2 separate regions of the Homo sapiens genome follow, and region 2 is linked to region 1. Evidence: read pairs that join two places in POLR2A ChIA-PET (ENCODE). Cell type or tissue: B cell. All regions are shown on one strand. Each heading gives the region's core, and the rest is flanking DNA. Links, peaks and the distances in the headings are about the cores only.

The links. Peaks named below come from ENCODE experiments on the same cell type or tissue, not always from the same donor. Only the 100,000 strongest peaks of a DNase experiment are listed, where the experiment ranks them.
Region 2: POLR2A ChIA-PET joins it to region 1 with 8 read pairs; 4 of 35 experiments call an interaction of 5 or more read pairs at or near these places.

What each region holds. Positions count from the first base shown.
Region 1 is chr1:110,010,423-110,019,716 of GRCh38, forward strand. It overlaps AHCYL1 (adenosylhomocysteinase like 1), which reads left to right. Exons shown (of 17, transcript NM_006621.7): 3 at 792-935; 4 at 1,940-2,040; 5 at 2,475-2,577; 6 at 4,341-4,435; 7 at 5,003-5,109; 8 at 5,922-6,038; 9 at 6,245-6,308; 10 at 7,073-7,161; 11 at 7,524-7,594; 12 at 7,951-8,045; 13 at 8,130-8,228; 14 at 8,629-8,697; 15 at 9,126-9,204. Among named protein-coding and RNA genes, the nearest start is that of STRIP1, 20 kb to the right of the region's middle. RefSeq lists enhancers at 2,022-2,071, 7,596-8,795. In B cell, for the core only: CTCF peaks have their summits at 1,351 (motif pointing left) and 1,550; a DNase peak (open chromatin) is centred at 1,449; H3K4me3 peaks cover 1,392 bases; H3K27ac peaks cover 2,500 bases.
Region 2 is chr1:110,064,097-110,073,534 of GRCh38, forward strand. ALX3 (ALX homeobox 3) reads right to left here and starts at 6,576. Exons shown (of 4, transcript NM_006492.3): 1 at 6,240-6,576; 2 at 491-807. The coding sequence starts at 6,516. In B cell, for the core only: no CTCF peak of the experiment used is centred there; DNase peaks (open chromatin) are centred at 4,015, 4,845 and 5,585; H3K4me3 peaks cover 2,101 bases; H3K27me3 peaks cover 2,500 bases.

The DNA of each region.
Region 1 (9,294 bases), core at 1-2,500:
AATGATTGTTGTATATCCTCTTGCATATCTGTCAGATAAGTGGTATTTTTAGCTTTTATGTGAAACCACTTTTTAAAGTTGATCATTTTGACAGACTTTCCCAGGGCTATCAGTAGAACCAGAGCTGTTTGCCTTTTGTGCCATTTCTTTCTTTCTCTATTCCTTGAGCACAACTTAGTGTAAAATCCCTTGTAAGACTATCTTATCACTTTTGTCTATATCCATGGTTCTCAAAGTGTGATCCTCTGACTAGCAGCATCAGCAACACCTGGTAACTTGTTGGAACTACTAATGCTTAGGTGCCACTCCATACCTGCCAGATGGGAAACTGGCCACAGGGTCTAGCAATATATGTTTTAACAAACCTTCCATGTGATCCTGATAGATGCTTGAATTTGAGAACCAGTGATCTATAGAAATAGCATTCCTTATCTGCCCTAAATTATTCTTCTGTTTTTGCCAGGTCTGGTTCCAATCCAGATGGGACCAAGTACCTCTATTATCTGGGATTACTATAGCTGCAGGTTTATAATCAGTGGTCCCTTGTCATAGGCACTAATAGCACAGTATTGTTAGGGTGGGTGAAAGAGCTGCAACATGGAAGTACCCACAACAGTTTCATTCATACCACCTATTAGAACCTAGAGGAGCAGAACTGAGAGCGTTGTAAAAGGTAGCTCCAATTAAGGGTGTTCCCTTAACTTAAATGAAAGTCCCTTGGGGACTGCACTCTGTAGAGTTGGGGACCACTGAGGTTTTTCTATCCTTGTTTTTTTCTTTCCTGGCTCTAGCTGCATCCTACACAGATAGCTCTGATGATGAGGTTTCTCCCCGAGAGAAGCAGCAAACCAACTCCAAGGGCAGCAGCAATTTCTGTGTGAAGAACATCAAGCAGGCAGAATTTGGACGCCGGGAGATTGAGATTGCAGAGCAAGGTAAAGAAAGGGAGTGGGTTAGGGGACCAGAAACAACCCTCTTGTTGGCCATCAGAATCCACAAACAACTTAAGACTTGAAAGCTGACTTGAAAGTGTACTGGGAAGAAAGACAGTATTATGGACTTTCGGATAAACACTTCTCTCTCTATGGAACTTAAGTCTTGGGATTTTGTTCTCTCTTCCTTCTGTTCTCAGCATGTGGTGATTACACACAGAGTAGTTTCTGTTTTCCTCCTTGCCCCACCCCACCACTGTATTCAAAGATCTACATGGCAGAATTGACAAGTCCTAGATCACTACGTGGTAGTTGGTTATATGGGATCTTACTATAGCTGCCAATGGCAGAGACCCAGATTGCCCAGAAGCAGCTGATGAGGAAGGGTTTTAAGGTAAGGATGTGGTGACCTAGAGTCTTGTTTGGTCCTGAGCACCCTCTGCTGGAGCAGAGTAAAAGTGACTGACAGTTAAATCTTGGTTTCTCTACCCCAGCCACTCCCAGTAAGGTCCTCTTTACTCTTGTGTTGTTTACACATTGAAGGCATGTTCTATACTGAGAGAGAATAGAGAAACCAAACAGACTGACAGGACATGGTAAGACAGCATAGAAAAACAGAAGTTAGTGGTTTCGGCTGAGGGTACAGTCTTTCTGGTCTGATGATTATATATAGGAATCTATTAGCCAATGCCTTAACTATTTTCCTCTCTTCCCAAATGAATGATGAGACTCACCCTTCATTTTGATCAGTTTTAAGGATTTACTTCATTCTCTGTTCAGTCCTCTGTGTATAAAGCTGAAGCAGTAGAGGAAGAGAGAAACTCCAAGTGGTTGCATGACTGCTCTCCACTATTACTGTGCCGTTGAAGCTGCCAGTCGTCATGGAAATAGGCTTAAAGTTTTTCTGCCTCATCTCACCATATCTCAACAGATCCAGACCAGCCCTGGGGCAGGAACTGATGATACTGCTAGTGCAGACCTAGCTCAAATCCTCTGTTCTTTCACAGACATGTCTGCTCTGATTTCACTCAGGAAACGTGCTCAGGGGGAGAAGCCCTTGGCTGGTGCTAAAATAGTGGGCTGTACACACATCACAGCCCAGACAGCGGTGAGTTTGTTGGAAGAAAAGAGGGACTTCTGATAAGGGGAAGAAAGAAATCAATTTTTTTTTTTTCACTTTTCCTTTCCTAACTCGCCAACCTCCAAATGCTAACTATTAATAGGATCTCCCTGTTACACAATAATGGGGTTTTCTGGGTTTTTTTTTAATATGTAAACCCACTTTCAGCAAACTTGACCTAGGAAAGTCTAGATTTGCAAACATATGATTGTTATAAAATGTTATAAAGACTTTTAGAAACCTATGTTTTATGCAAAGTTAAATACCAGTGCACCACCTCGCTGGAGTACACCCTTTTGTAACTTTCCAGTGTAGCACCTGTTGGTGCAGAGTTGATAGGTATTGCTATCTTGATGAGGCTTGCTCTCCATTCCTGGGTGGCCCTTCTCTTCCTCACCCTGTCTTCCTACACTTCTACACAGGTGTTGATTGAGACACTCTGTGCCCTGGGGGCTCAGTGCCGCTGGTCTGCTTGTAACATCTACTCAACTCAGAATGAAGTAGCTGCAGCACTGGCTGAGGCTGGTAAGTTCGGTTTTTTCCCACCAACTTTGCCCCAAAATAGTTATCCAAACATATAACTTTTTTGTATCAAAATTGTCATTACAATATCATATATGTCTAGAGGCTATAAAATTGTGCATGATAAAAACCTCAACAGGAAGAAAGTGGATAATAAAATTAAGATGGATATCCATGGTGGAATATTATGTAGTCATTAAAAATGGCCTTTGAAAATAATCTAATGGCATGGGGTCATGCCCAGTTCTAGTGTTAGTTGAACGAGGAAGAATGTTAAACTATATAAGTGCCATCAATTTTGTGAGAGAGCACAAGTAAGAAGTACCTTTCATATTGATAGTGCATTAAATAATTTGGTATTCAGTATGGCATTGAAAATATATGAGCTATTTGTGAGTTTAATTAAACGTAAAATAATTTTTTATTATTCAGGCCAGGCCTGGTGGCCCACGCCTATAATCCCAGCACTTTGGGAGGCCGAGGCGGGCAGATCACTTGAGGCCAAGAGTTCAAGAACGGTCTGGCCAACATGGTGAAACCCCACCTCTACTAAAAATACAAAAGTTAGCCGGGAGTGGTGGTGTGCGCCTGTAATCTCAGCTACTCAGGAGGCTGAGGTAGGAGAACCACTTGAACCTGGGAGGCAGAGGCTGCAGTGAGCCGAGATCATGCCACTGCACTGCAGCCTGGGCGACAGAGTGAAACTCCATCTCAAAAATTAATAACAATAATAATAATTTTTATTATTCAAATATTCAGAAGAAAATCACCGTGAAGTTTCTTTGAGGACCTCTCATCTTTCTTTCTTTTTTTTTTTTTCTTAAGATGGAGTCTTACTCTGTTGCCCAGGCTGGAGTGCAATGGCGCAGTCTCGGCTCACTGCAACCCCTGCCTCCTGGGTTCAAGTGATTCTCATGCCTCAGCCTCCTGAGTAGCTGGGATTGCAGTGGCATGCCACCACACCCAGCTAATTTTTGTATTTTTAGTAGAGATGGGGTTTCACCATGTTGGCCAGGCTGGTCTCGAACTCCTGACCTCAAGTGATCTGCCTGCCTTGGCCTCCCAAAGTGCTGGGATTACAGGCGTGAGACACCACACCCAGCCGGACCTCTCATCTTTTTAAGATCCTCAGAAAGCAACTTTATAATACTTTTGGGTTTTTTTGTTTATTCTTTTCTGATAAGTGTTCACTGCAAAAAATTTAGGAAGTTCCCCAAAACCCTACAATCCCACTACATAGAGTATTTGATTAATGTTTTTCCTTTTCCTTTCTTCTACTTTACATAAATTCTAATATGTATACAGTTTTATAACCTAAATACAATATTTTCAGACGTAGTTTTCCATGTCACTGAAAACTTTGACAGCATCATTTGTAATAGTCATTCATATGGCTATGTGATTTCACCTCACTATTTTCCTAATGGAGAACATTTAGGTTGTTTCAAGATGTTTACTAATATCAATAATGCTCCAGTTAACAACTTTTATTAATTCCCACTTCATTTTATCTCCTTCTAAGTATAAAATTAGTCCAGAGAAAGGAACACTTTAAGGTTCCAAACTACTTTTAAAGCAAAAATTCCTTAATTTCTTAACCTAATTAATTTCTGAACCAAAAGTGATTCTTTGACTTTTGGCTCTGAATTTTTTCCCTTCTGAAATTGTTTCTTTTGCCTTTTTCTCTTCACATGGATCTCAGAAAGTGATTTGGTACAGGACACTCCTCAAAGGAGGAATCAGCTGATTCATTTCTGTCTCTACAGGAGTTGCAGTGTTCGCTTGGAAGGGCGAGTCAGAAGATGACTTCTGGTGGTGTATTGACCGCTGTGTGAACATGGATGGGTGGCAGGCCAACATGGTAATAATGCATATACATCCTACACTTTGACAATAGATTTATTTCCTTTTTTTCCCTCAAAGCATGGTTCCCTAAATATGTTTTGGATGTTTGGTCTTATGCACTGACTTTGTTGCTAAAGTGTTTAGCTTGATACCTATTCAGAATGGGTCTGAGTACTGAATGGAAAGGTGGGGGAAGGGTAAGACTAGCTGAACACATGGCTCAAACACACCAGAACAAAATAGTGGTGCTTCTTTGGAGTAGGATTCTGCTTTCTTTCCTTCCTGCCCCAGTTCTCCTTTTGCATTCAAAGGGGCTATATATTTCAAGACTCTAGACTAAAAATGAGTCTGTGATTAGCTTAATACTCATCACTGTAGCCTAAAGCAAACCTAGGAATCCTTTTAACCATTTTACACCAACAAATTTGACTGTATTTCCACTCTCTAAGCCTGCTCTAGGGAGCTCTGAGGAGTACTCTTCCAAAACATACAGGGCTCTCTTACTAGTACAGAAAGTGGGTTCAAAGTTCCCCCCAGCCCTAGCAGCCTGAATGCCCATAGAAGTCTTCTGGCTGTTCTATAGATCCTGGATGATGGGGGAGACTTAACCCACTGGGTTTATAAGAAGTATCCAAACGTGTTTAAGAAGATCCGAGGCATTGTGGAAGAGAGCGTGACTGGTGTTCACAGGTAACAGATTCTGGAGTAGCTGCCCCTTGTGTCCTTGCCTCAGCAAACTCTCCTGGTCTCTGTTAGGCTTTAGGACTGTGTTTCAGACTTATAACTAAATGGGAATATCTTCATTAGATAAAATTTTGAGTTTTTACTTTTGAAAAATCAAGTTGATCCTAGAAGGAAGTTATTTCAGGTTCTAGTTCATACATTTTTCTCTCCCATTTACTCCATTGAGTGATTCTCAACTAGTGTTGAGGGGCGGGTAGGGAATAAATGTATCTTGAAAAACTGTATTCAATATTGTATTATCATTTTATATTTGAAATATGAAAAACAATCCTATTGTAAAACTACATGTTATACACACTACAAAAAGTAAAACTGGGCAAAATATTCTTGGCTTGTTGGAATACTGAAAAGATATCTGAAAGAGTGTTTCTTGGGGGCACATTGCGCATGCTTACTCACACACACACGGAACCATATCAGAATCATTGATAGTCTTTGTTTATCAGAAGTAGGCATGGGTTTCTATTGAAAAATGCTGATCAAAGGAAATAACACTCCCTATAAAGGGAAGAGAAGTACATTTCTTCAATTGAAAGGCTTTTTTTTTTCTTCCAAAAAAGGGGTAAAGGGAGAAGAAAATGAAAAGAAGTGTGGAGGGATGACAAGGAAATAATCATGTTTTCTAATATCCTTGGGCAATAAATGAGACTGGGAAGGGCAGCATGGAACTTGAAGAGAATTAGGCAGATTTTGCCACAAATTATGTTGTGCCAGCTAACTTGGTTTTTGTTTGTTTTTGTGACCTCTTCTCTCTTTAGGCTGTATCAGCTCTCCAAAGCTGGGAAGCTCTGTGTTCCGGCCATGAACGTCAATGATTCTGTTACCAAACAGAAGTTTGATAACTTGTACTGCTGCCGAGAATCCATTTTGGATGGGTAGGTTGAATGTATATATATTCAAACTTCTAGGGGCTCTGGTCTTCCTTTGGCTTTAAAAGTTTATTAGAGGGACCATTTCATACTGAGCTCAACCAGCTTCCAATTGATATTCTCATGGGCATTGGCCCACACTTTTAACTTTGTGAAGAGGGACTGAGTTTGAGCTATTAACGTTTGAGTTGAGCCCTTGTCTGTTTCCACAGCCTGAAGAGGACCACAGATGTGATGTTTGGTGGGAAACAAGTGGTGGTGTGTGGCTATGGTGAGGTAAATAGCTGGGTCTCAGTGTCTCTTTCTTTTTGTGTACTTATTAGAAATATTGGGTAAAGGAGGCTTGTGCTGTCAATCTAGAGTCACTGATACAAGGTTTAAATTTTTTTAGATAATGTATCTCAAACAATAGCAAAAGCCTTTTATTCAGATTTATGAATAGAAACATACAAAATGAATTGAGTTTTCAGATTTTACCATTTTGCCTTGTGGAATAGATACTAGTATCATCTTCCCCAATTATAACAATAACCTTTAATGAGACTTAATTCAAGTGAATATATAGCATTTTAGCCCCACAAGTGACTTGCAGTAGAATTAAGGGTGGAATCTGAAATGGCATATAGTTGAATATCTCCAAACTGGAATAGGTCACATATTTTGTTGTCTTCAGCAATGACCCAAAGAAGTTCCTGAGCTACGAGGGTATCCTTGAGTAGATTCTTCTCAAGTAAGAGAATAGGAAATTAGAGGTTGCTTAGAGTAAGTTGCTTTTGCTTAGTCTTGTTTCCCTGATGAAAACTGCTATGCAAAGCCCCAGTCCTTCCTATGACATGTCTGCTAAATTACCTCTCTAACTGAGGTTCACAACGTAATCTGGGTCTGTTTCTGTTCTGCTTGGGATTGGAGCGTCTGTGCAGCTGCTCACCAGATGACAGGCTATTTCATGAAGGTTAATTCCTGTCTCACAAATAACCTACCTACCCTAAATATCCATGACTTAATGAACCTAACGACTTGACCTTTCTTTTGTTCTGCAGGTAGGCAAGGGCTGCTGTGCTGCTCTCAAAGCTCTTGGAGCAATTGTCTACATTACCGAAATCGACCCCATCTGTGCTCTGCAGGCCTGGTAAGAACAGAGTGATAATACTATTAGATTCACTCTAGGTGCTTTATGTTATTGAGAGTTCATAATTGAGTATATTAATCATTTTTGCAGAAATCACCTAGGGGAAGAGAAGGCTAGGACTGCTCTGTTCTTCTCACTCTAACCCTAGGGCTCTCTGAGAGCCTCTTGGCATTTTTCCTTCCTAGAGGGAGTCTTGGGGACTCTGAAGAGGCCAGTGTATATAGTTTAGCAGAGCTTATCACTCACCATTCCTGTGAGGTGGCACTGGATCCAACTAGAAGGGGATCTTGTCTCATTTCATGACCATCTTCCCTCCCACTGCCTTCTTGCTTTACTCATAGTGTTCCTTTCTTTTCTTCCAGCATGGATGGGTTCAGGGTGGTAAAGCTAAATGAAGTCATCCGGCAAGTCGATGTCGTAATAACTTGCACAGGTAAATAACTTGCATAGAGAAGTGTTTATTCAGAGGCTAAATCTTGAAAGTAGTCTGAGTGACTTTCATACAAAGGAGGTGAGACCTCTGTTCAGTATAAAGGTCTCAGAACTAGAATAAGCTATCAGAACCTTAACATGTTTTCCAGAGTAAAAAACTTTTTTCCCTGGTGACTTTTTATACTGCTTGATCTGAAGACCAGATAGCCTAAGGAGCGGTTATGCATGTCTTCTCTCAGAATGTCTACATGTTCTTTAATGCCAGCAAGCCTCTGGTCTCCTATGTTCTACCTGAAAGCCAGCCAGTACCTTTGTTGCCCGGCATCTCTTTCCTTAACCACCCATCTTTTCTTTTAGGAAATAAGAATGTAGTGACACGGGAGCACTTGGATCGCATGAAAAACAGTTGTATCGTATGCAATATGGGCCACTCCAACACAGAAATCGATGTGGTAAGGCTTCTCTCATTTGTTGCTAGGCATTTCTCTACTACCTTTCATTAATAACCATAGTCAACTGTGCTTTCTTCCTTTCAGACCAGCCTCCGCACTCCGGAGCTGACGTGGGAGCGAGTACGTTCTCAGGTGGACCATGTCATCTGGCCAGATGGCAAACGAGTTGTCCTCCTGGCAGAGGTACACACAGAGAAGGACCCTGGCAGAGCAGCACAAGCAGAGTAGTTAGATCTATGAGGGGGGAGGGGAGGGAAACAAATATTAGGCCTATGTTTCCCTGAATTTTATCTTTGGAGAGAGAGATATTTCACAAATTGGTCCCCAAAATAAAACCACTTTAAAAAAATCTACTTTTTACTAAGTAACACTATTTCCTAACCACAGCTGATTCTTTAACCTTTCAGACTCAGATGGATTTGCAGAAAATAGGAAAAAGCCTAGAGTCCTGATCTGGAACTGTAATTCTTCCTCTTCCAACTGAGTCTAGAGGGGTGTAAAGTCCTCTCCCGCTTTGGCTTGACTTGTATGCCATTGGAATCTGAGACAGAGCTCATCCCAGGGCTCTCTCTTACCTTTCCAGGGTCGTCTACTCAATTTGAGCTGCTCCACAGTTCCCACCTTTGTTCTGTCCATCACAGCCACAACACAGGTATGTGGCAAAATGCCTGCTTACACTGCACTGCAATTTGTGGAACTGGGCGTAGATCAGTTCCAGTGAGGGTGTACTGTACTATGTTCTCATCATCCTATTCTTTTTTGATGTAATAAATTGTGGAAACAGGTATTCTTAAGTATAGAAAAGAGTCACTAAGTCAGTATTCGTTGAATTGGCTGTTTTAGTTGAGAATATAATGTTCCAGCTTAGTTTTATTTGATTTGTTCTTTCGTTAGGAACTAAACAAAAACAACAAATCCTCTTAGGATGTGTGCTGCCCTTTAGTATAGGCAAAGTCCTAGGTACTGTGACTGTGGTAGATCACTGTAGTACTTACCCAAATGCTGTTTAACCTGGTTTTATTTTTATGTGCCTGTCTAAGAAATATTTTTGTGCTTTCTGGCCTTCTTTTCCCACCTTAGGCTTTGGCACTGATAGAACTCTATAATGCACCCGAGGGGCGATACAAGCAGGATGTGTACTTGCTTCCTAAGAAAATGGGTGAGTGAAAAACAGTGGAAATCTATGCAGACAGCTGCATAGTTTGGTAAAATGACTGCCATGAAAGGCATTGGATTTAGAGTCAGAGTT
Region 2 (9,438 bases), core at 3,319-5,818, 57 kb after region 1:
TCACTAACCCTGAGACCTCCTGACAGGGACCCTCCCATTCTAGGCAGCCACCTCAGGAGCAGCCCTGATGTGTGTTCAGCACTTCACCGCTTCCAAAATGCGGCCATCCCTGTGATCCTCAGGATAGTCCCTACGCAGCCAGTCCCATCATTCCCTTTTCCTGAACTGGGAAACTGAGACTGAGAGATCTATTAACATACCCCAAATCACCTCCAGTAAGTGGTAGACTTTAGGACTCCCACACAGGTGATGGCTTCCAGAGGCCATCGCCCTTATACCCAGGCATAAGCTTCAATTTGGACCAGAAGAGCCTGTGGCTGCAGCAGAGCTGGGCATGAGGGTGAGCCCAGGAGGGGAAGGCTGGTGCAGGCCCCTGGGAAAGGTAGCTCTGGGAGGCACCAGTGCCCACCTCTCCCAGCCCTTCCAGATCACTTTCTGGTCACTGTGTGATAGGGGCAGCCAGAGAGCCCCATCCTTGCAGTGCCCTCACCTGTACCCGGGCCTCAGTCAGGTCTGTGCGCAGGGCCAGCTGCTCCCGGGCATACACATCAGGATAGTGGGTTTTCTGGAAGACCTTCTCCAGCTCCTCCAGCTGGAATGTGCTGAAGGTCGTGCGGTTACGACGCTTCTTGCTCTTGTTCTTGGCCAACTCCATGGAGTCAGGGAGTCCCGGGGAAAGAGGAAGATGCAGGCTGGCCAGGCAGGGGCCTGGGGAGCCTTGCAAGTTAGAGGGCCCGTCTCTGGGGCCCCCTCGGCAGTCCAAGGGCAGCTGGGGGAAGCTGGCAGCTTTGGAGGTCTTCTCCTCAGCTGCAATGGAGAACACAAAAGGGAGGATGGCAACTGAACCAGGGGCTTTTGTGGGTTGGAATGGAGGGAGGGGGAAGAACATTGACGCCTCAGTCTCCGCCTCCCCCTTCCTTTCCCTTCCCTTCCTCCTGGCAGCCACCCTCCATGGGAGCCTGGCATTTAGAGGCCTGCCTGCTGAGCCTCCAGCTGGGGAGGGGGCCCTGGGGAACTATGTGCTCTGTGGTCTGGGCGGATCTGCTGGGGCCAGAGTGGGGTTCATTTCGGGGAAGTGCTCTGTGGTGGTGCGTTCCACAGGGACGTGAGAGGACTGGCGCCACAGCAGGACCACCACCCTGGCAAGGCCAAGAATGGGGGCAGAGGGCGGGGTGAGGATGGGGTGGTTGACATCTCCTGCTCCTGCCAGAAAGTGCTTCCTTGTTCCTAACTCTGCAGGCCTTGGTTCCCAGGCCCTTATGCCCACGCCTCTGTTCCCAGGGCCAGGCAGGCTGTGGACGTGGGTGCTCAGACCACCTTTGGCTGGTCTGGCTGAGCTTTATTCTCTGAACCCCAGGTCTCAGGTCAATATCAAATTCCCCAGCTCTGGTGTAAGAAGGGCAAGATGGGACAAAGAAGCTTCCAGAGGGATTGCTTCTCTCCATTCCTCCTAAAATTGTGGTATCTGGGCAAGGACTTAAGCTCCAGCAATAGAGAAGCAGAGCTGAGATAGGCTGTGCTCAAAGAAGGAGAGTTGGGGACCAGTGTCACAACAGGGCACAGCCCCTGTCCCCATCATTCCCATCATTGACCACCCCCTCCTTCCTCAGGAGTTTCTAACTGCTCCCCCATTGCCTGTGTTTAACAGGCAGGGAAGGACTTGATTACAGACTGGAACAGTTTCCAGCAGCCCCACTCTGACATGCTAACCCCTACTCCAGAAGCTTGGCGGAGCCTCACCATGGTGGATCGACCGACAGAGCATGGTGAAAAATAGGTCACTCTGATTGCCCACACCCTCTCCCTCTGGCAAGGACCCCCAGCGGTGTCCCCATGAAATCCCTCCTCAACAGTCCACTGGGATGGCAGCTGAGACGCCACAAAGACGCCCCACTGACTCACACAGCCTCTTGCCTGGCTCTGGGCCCATCTCCAGTGGAGGCCTGGCCCTGAGGAGGCCCAGCTAGCTGGCACAAGAGGCAGTGTCTTCCCAGGACTTGGTGTCAGGATCACAGCTGTGGTTGGGGGAGGATGGGACTGGACAAATGGGCCTCTCAGGATCTGGGTCTGGTGAGTCCCTGTCTGCACTGTGAAGGACAAATGGGGCAGGGTCCTCCTCAGCTGGAAGGTGGTCAGTTACTTTCCAGGACTACCCAGGCCATGAGATAAGCTCCTGGTGTGTGTCCTGGAGGACTGGGAGAGTCGAGCAGGGCTACCTAGCCTTGGACCATGCCCAGCCTGTACACAGGCCTGTACACAGGTAGCCCACAGCTACAGCCCAGGGACCAGGGCTCCTTCACAACTCAGGTGGAGCACAGGGGAGAAAGTGTTCCAGTCTCTGACTTCCATTCTTGGGCCAGCACATTTCAGGTTTAGAGGCAGTTCCATTTGATAGAAGCTTAGGAAGGAAGACTCACAGAAGTTGAACCAAATAATTGAAAATGATAGGAAGACTAGGGACACTGGAATGGGACATCCCCCCCCCCCGCCCCCGCCACCCCCACCACATGCATACACACAGCAGGCCATGGAAATGTTCAGCCTGAGAAGAAAGAGTCTTGGTGTCTTGTGTTTGTAGGGAGGCTGTGCTGGACTCCAGGCAGAAAAGGGGTGAGGGTAGCTCAGGGCTGAGGGTCAGGGCTGGGGTTCAAGAGTACTGACATCCTGGCAGAGGCCCTCCAAAGCCCTGGGGCTTGCTCATCTGCCTCTTGGGTCTCAATAGGACCTGCCCAGAAGAAGGGACCAGATCTGGGGCCCTGAGACTTGCGTTCCCGACCTTGAGCCACCAAGCTGCCAGGGACAAGGGATGAAAGTGCAGTAGGACTTCTCAGAGCAGCTTCCCCAAAGAAGAGGCTAAGCCTGCTGACCTATGCCCAACTCCCATGCCTGCCCAGTCTACAGCCCTCTCAAGGGACCACGGAACTGCTCTCCTCATTGTCATTGCCCTGAAACCTCCTTGATCTACCTGGAGAACACCAGAGGGAGGGTGGCATCCCTCCACTTTGGGAGAGGGGCACTCCTCAGAGAACACAGAGCAGCCTCCTGAGGAGCAAGGCCCAGAAGAGGAAAGGGATAGAACTGGGACAAATGGAAGGCAGAAGCCAGGAAAGACAGGCCAGGAATAGCAGCCAGCAGCTTGAACCTAAGCTTGTAAAGGAGTGAGGGCTGCTCTGCTGAGCACGGGGCACATCTGAGGTGTGTATGGATTGTGCAGAGGAGTCACTGCACCTGATCCGGACACTAGGTGGTTAAGGCGGGGTACTCATGTTGGAGACAGCCTGAGACAACGCTGGGGTGTCTTCTGCCTGCATAACCGCAGGGCCACAGCAGCAGCTGTTGGGCGTGAAAGCCAGGAGCCTTTTAACGTAGTAAAGGAGCTCTCTGTCCCTGACCCAGCTCTCAGGCCTGCCGTACCCTGAGCACCCCTCACCCGGAGGAGTGCCAGAGCCCCTACCAGCGGCTGCTTCTAAGCCACTGTGCAGCCAGGAAGCAGCGCCGCAGCAGGCCCGAGTGCTCCACTGTCCCCACAGAAGGCATCCATTGAGACCGCGGGACCAGCCTTGGCTTTCACATTTCGCTGCAGCCTTGTCCCGCGCCGCACTGTTTCCTCCGGCCACTGTGGGGTCACTAAGCGACCTGCAGAACTCGCTGAGGCCCAGGCTCCTGCAGCTCCCGCCGAAGACTCAAAGCCAGAGTGGACATAAACGCCGTGGGCAGGACCCCGGTGAGGCCTCGGTGCCCTTCTTGGGGGTTCTCAGCGTTGGCCCAGAAGCCTCAGCCCGGGTCTAAGAACTTGGGACTCTCCTCGACTTTGGCGATCGGCCGGGTCATCCGGCTCAGGGCCTCAGCGGCAGCGGGCAAAACTCTAGTAGGAGTCTCTTGCCGAGGGCGTGTTTCGACGTCAGAGCCAAACTCGGGACAGACTAGCCAAGCGCGGACGGCGCGAGAGTGGCTGGCAGCGCCAGCACGCAGCCTGGGTTCAGAGCAAGGCTGGGCGCTCTCAGCAAAGGGCGGCCTGGGGCTGCGCGGGCGGCGGACTGCAGGCGGGAGAAGAGCGAGGTGCGCCAGGCTCTGGGGCGCGCAACTGCCCAGCCTCGTGAAAGATCGCGCCGCAGATGGGGCGCAGCTGCGCGCTCACTCGTGTGGACTGGAAACGCTCCGAGCCGGTTATTTTAAAAACCGGGAAATAAGGCGGGTTCCCTCTTCGCCCGCCACTTCCCACCAAGTAGGCTGTGCGGCCCTGGGGGCTGACTGTCCTCAAGCAGCCAGGCTCCACCGCGCGCCGCGCTGCGCCGAGGTCCGCTCTGCCGCAGGGACGCTGGCAGCCCGTTGAACACCGGCAAGAGCGCCAGAGGCTAGCGGCCGCCAGGATCTCTACCAGGCTCTGCTCGCACCCGCCTGCCTCCCTTTCGTTTGGCCTGTCCTCCGTTCAACTGAAATCGTTAATTTTCTTACCCCCTTGTTCTCATTTTGATATATTCTACGCTTTAAACATGCTCCGTTTTCTTTTGTTTAGTCTGCTCCCTCCCTCTTTGTCCTTTCCCCCTTCTCTAGTTATCCGTTTCGTTCGATCTTGCTCCTGCTTTTTTTATTCGTTCGTTCCTCATTTATTCATTTTAGTTCATCCCAGCTCGCCGACTGCCATTTACCCTCTCGTTCTCGCCGCGCTCTCCGTTGTTTTGTTCAATTTCCCTTCCCCTTTTCTTGGTTGTCGCTCGCTTTCTTTGGTTTTCTTTCTCGGTATTTCGTTGTCAAGGCCACCCTTGCCGTCGGATCCCGGGGTGCTGGGTTTCTCCCGGCCGCTCGTTCCGCACCAGCGCTCTCTGCAGTTCGCGCGGCACCGGTGTGGTCCGGGGGCCCGAGCTGTCGGTGCCGGATGCGGCGCGCCTAGCAGGGACGCGGGCCTGGGGGGGTGGCTCCTGCCCGACGCGGAGCGCTGAGCCAGGCCGGGTACCTGTCTCTGGCGGTGCTCACCGCACTGCGCGGCCTCTGCCGTCTGGCTGGGATCAGAGGAGCCAGGCCAACTGCTTCTCATTAAGTCCCAACTGTGGTTTTTATCAGGAAAGCCTCTTTCAAAGGGCACAGACACGAAGCTCCGCGGACTCGTTCATTTCCTCCGTTGACCCACACACACCTCCCCGCCCTCCCCTACACATTCCCACCGCCCCGGCTGGGCGAAAGCCGGAGATGCCCGGCCACTCCGTGGAGGCCCGCGAGGCGCCAGCCGGGCGGCGGCAGGGGGTTGAGGCGGATCTTGGAGGATCCAGTTCTGGGCCTAGGCTGCGGGATATGGCAGCGCAGATAAGGTGGGTGCAGTGCGGAAGCCGAGACGCCTTACAGGTCATAGGGTGCGGCGGACGGCCGCAGAGCTGCCGATCAGCCTGCCAGGCCCCTGCCTTCAGGCGCATTCTCGGATGCCGGCGCGGTCCAGCCGGCCTTAGCACAGGGCACCGGCCCGTGAGCCCGCGGCGCCAGGGGGTTAGGCTGCCCAGGGCTGCTCCTGACTGCCCAGCGGTGATGATCCAGCGCGGGGAAGCCAAGACTGCCAGAAGGGCGGCTATCATAGTGCATAACGGCAGGGAGGCCAGCTTAGTATGAGAAATAAGAATACAGTTATTCCGTCTTGAGGACAGCCCTGGCATTGCACGACCAGTCGCGGCCAGACTGTGCCAGTCTGCCGCACAGGCAGCACCCTTCCTGTGAAGGCTAGGCCCGGGGAGGAGAGACGGGCCAAGACCAGGCCGCAGTCCCCAGCCGACCCCGATTTGACCACTCTAGGTTGAGGCCCAGCCTCAGGGCCCTCAAAGGGCGCCAGACACAAAAGCCGCGCTTCTTCGTCAGGTCTCAGTGTGGCTCCACAGCCCTCGGCCGGGTCTGGGCTTCAGGGTAGGTGGCAGTTCCAGTCCAACTTCGGCAGAGCATGCTCTCTCCTTCCCAGGTCCAACTGCTTTCGGGCCCCGACTGGACTCCGGGCCGTCGCCACTGCACCTTCCCTCGACCTCCCGCCTTCCATTCCCGCCGCCGAGGAACGGTGGTTCACCCTCCCGCCCCACACTGGCCTTTGCCTGGCCCGGGCCAGCGCCAACCCGGCTTCCGTGGAAGCCGTGGCGAAAGGCGAGAGGGGCAAAAAGTTGAGAAATAGGCGAGCGGGAGAGATAAGCAGGAAGGCCCGGGTGGGCCCGGGTAAGGAAGAAGAAGAGAGGGTCGGGCTGCGCGCTACGCCCCGCGCCGCGCGTTACCTTCCGCGGGGCCCTCGTAGAAGTGGCCGCCGTTGAGGGCCGGGCCGGGCCCGAGGTCCTGCAGGTACTTGGCGGGCGGCTTGGCCGGCTCTGGGAGGTAGGGCTCCAGGGGCCCGCAGGCCGGAAAGCGGGTCAGCCGCGGGCCGCGGGGCGGCGCGGGGTGCAGGTGAGGCGCAGCGGCGGGGGTTCCCTGCGGGCCCGGAGGCTCGTCCCCCGAGGCCACATAGGGGCCGGGTGCAGGCCCCACGCGGAAAGGCGCGCAGTGCTCGGGGTCCATGCCGGCTCAGGGCGCACAGGCCTCCGGGGCTCCGGGGCTCGCGCTGCCCGCGCCGCCTGTGAGCGCCCGCCAAGGGGGAGGGACCTGGGCGCGGGGGCGCGGAGCCCCCGGGAGCGGCGCGCGCCGCGGGGGGCGGGGGGCGGGGGGCAGGGGAGGGGGCCGCGCCTCTGACTTAATGCTGGAACCATCCACGTCACGTGTGGCCCCGTGCGGGTTAACCCCTCGGAGCCCGGGAACCCCCTCCCCCCATTCACCCAGAGCCCAGTCCCAGGCAGCTCAGGAGAGGATGAAGCAGCTTCCTCTCTAGGGCAGGATCCCTTTGTCTACCCATCCAGGTGAGTCTCTTGCTCAGAGCAGCACCCGTGGTCCTGATATCCAGCCTAGAGGCACTTGCCCCTAGAGGGGTGAGGCCGTGTGGGCATCCCCCCCAAACACTTTTGGGCCTGGACTCTGGACATCAGCCTGGGATGAGGGCCTGGGCGGGCAGACAGGCAGGCCTTAGGCTGCAGTTTTACTTAGGTCTCCGCTAGGAGCTGGACAAAATGTTGCCTCAGCAAAAAACACCTCCCTTAGAGATCTCTTGTTTCTCACAGTGAAAGGAGCTATTGGGAGTGTTGTGTGGAAGCAGATCTAAGCTGGGAATGGGGTGCTGGGGAGCTTGGACCTGGACACTATCATTAATTAGCTATGGTTCCTTGCGCCAATCATTAGTGTCCTCATCTGACTGTGGAGGTCGGGCCAAGCCAACCCTGGGTCTTTCTATGTATTTGAGGTGTGTTTCAGAAGTAGAGACAGGGCCAGAGCAGACAGGGAGACTCCCATGGGCAGCTCAGGACTGAACAGTGTCCTGCAGGGGCAGCCTTTGGAACAGGTGGAGGATGAGCAGAAGGGCTGGTGTTTCCTCTGGCAGCAGCTTGGAGTGAATGCGTTTCAGTGGGCAGATGACCCAAGTGTCTGGGGACCCACTGGAGAGACTGTCTGCAGCTCGGACCTCAGGGCTGTGCTCCCCCAGGCCTGACGATTCAGAAGGGATGAGGGTAGAACTGCATCTTCTAAGAGCTGAGTCTCCCCAACCAAAAGGAGACAGGATTAGAGCAGTAGCTTAGAATTTCAGAAAAGAGAAATAACCACCACCCTACCTAAGATCTGGGGAGAAATACCCAAGGACCCGAGGACCCTGCTCACTTCCCATGGATTGAGGAGCCCGTGGGGCTGCGTTAAACTGTTTTTATTATCAATGCCCCCGGAGACTAGCAAGAGAGGTGGGGAGTCAAACATCATTTGTATTTCATTTGAATTCTCAATTTTTAAAGGAATCCAAGAGGCCTGGTGTGAACACCTCCCTCTTCCGCTGGGGGCTTAGAAGGGGTTTCTTGGCTCCTCAGCCAGAGTTGGGCTGTAAATCAAGACCAAACAGGAACCAGAAGCCTTGCATCTCACAAGGAGTCATTAAGCCGTTATTAAACATACCATAACTTCTCTGAAGACTTATTGGTTTCAACACCACCTTGGAGGCATTATGGCCATTAGGGCCCCTAATCACGGAATGCAGACTGGCCAGAGAGATGGGAGCACCTGGGGCTGGTATTTCTAGTCAAGAGGGAGGCTCGGCTTGAAATTAAGCTTCCCTTCTGGCCTCACCAGAGGGATCCTTTCTCCAGGATCTAGTGGATCCAGCTCTGGGCAACCAATTTGAACCGATCACCTTTGCCCATTAATAAGGTTTTTCAATAGTTGTTGATTGGATATTGTTTTCTTTTCTCTCTTCCCCATACCTGCGAAATTGGATATTGTTGACTTTCTAGGAGGACATCAATTTAGGATACCTATTCTATTCAACAGTTATCAAGAAGTTTACTATGGAGGATGAAAATATCACCCAGGAAAATGTCACCAACAATTTAAACAAGGCAGCCTGGATCAAAGGCTGAGTCTTCTGCCTCCCATGACAACCTTGCTGAGCCTCAGTTTCCTCATCAGAAAGGTGGGCCACACATGGAAGTAGGGTATTTGCAAAGCATTCGTGTTTTGATGCACTGTGTTAATTTAATAGATGCTGATGATGATGGTGATTACCATCTCCAGTGGGTTCCATCACTGAATAGGTGAAAGGCTCCTGACTTCAGAGTGAATGGGCCTAAGGCTGGAGCTGAGCAGAGAGACACAGGGACCTGCATCCACTTTCAAGCCCAGAAATTTCTCTTGACATTCTCCCACTCTCTGAACAGAGCCAATTTCCATACTGGGATGGTGTTACCAATTAAACTGAGGAGAGAGAAAACCCTAGATTACATGAGAGTTTTGTGGGTAAGTGGAGTTGACCTTCCTGGGAGAGTTTTCTTCCAGAACCACACAAATCAGCACACGGGGAGGAGACTTTTCCACTTGTCTTTTAAGCCGTTTGTGTAAACTTTTATCTATCTGTATGTGGTCCGGAAAGAGTTTGATGGAGCAGGTGCATAGAAACCTCAAAAACAGCAATCTCAGAGTTAATAAATTTTCCTTCTTAGGGGGGCTGGGAGATCATGGAGTGTCACAAAGGCCCTCATATTATAGGTAAAAACAACAGCTAACACTTACGTATACCTACAGTGTGCTGGGTGCTAGCTCATGTATTCTACGTACATTGGTTTATTAATTTTTATTTTATTTTATTTTTTTTAGATAGAGTCTCACTCAGTTGCCCAGGGTGGAGCACAGTGGCCATGATCTCAGCTCACTGCAACCTCCACCTCCCAGGTTCAAGTGATTCTCCTGCCTCAGCCTCCCGAATAGCTGGGATTACAGGCATGTGCCACCATGCCTGTCTAAGATTGGTTTATTTAATCTTCACAGCTCTGTGAAATAGGTACCCTGTTTTCTAGAGAAGGAGCCTGAGGCCAGGAGGGAGCCATTTGTTCAGGTAGACACAGCCAGTTAGTG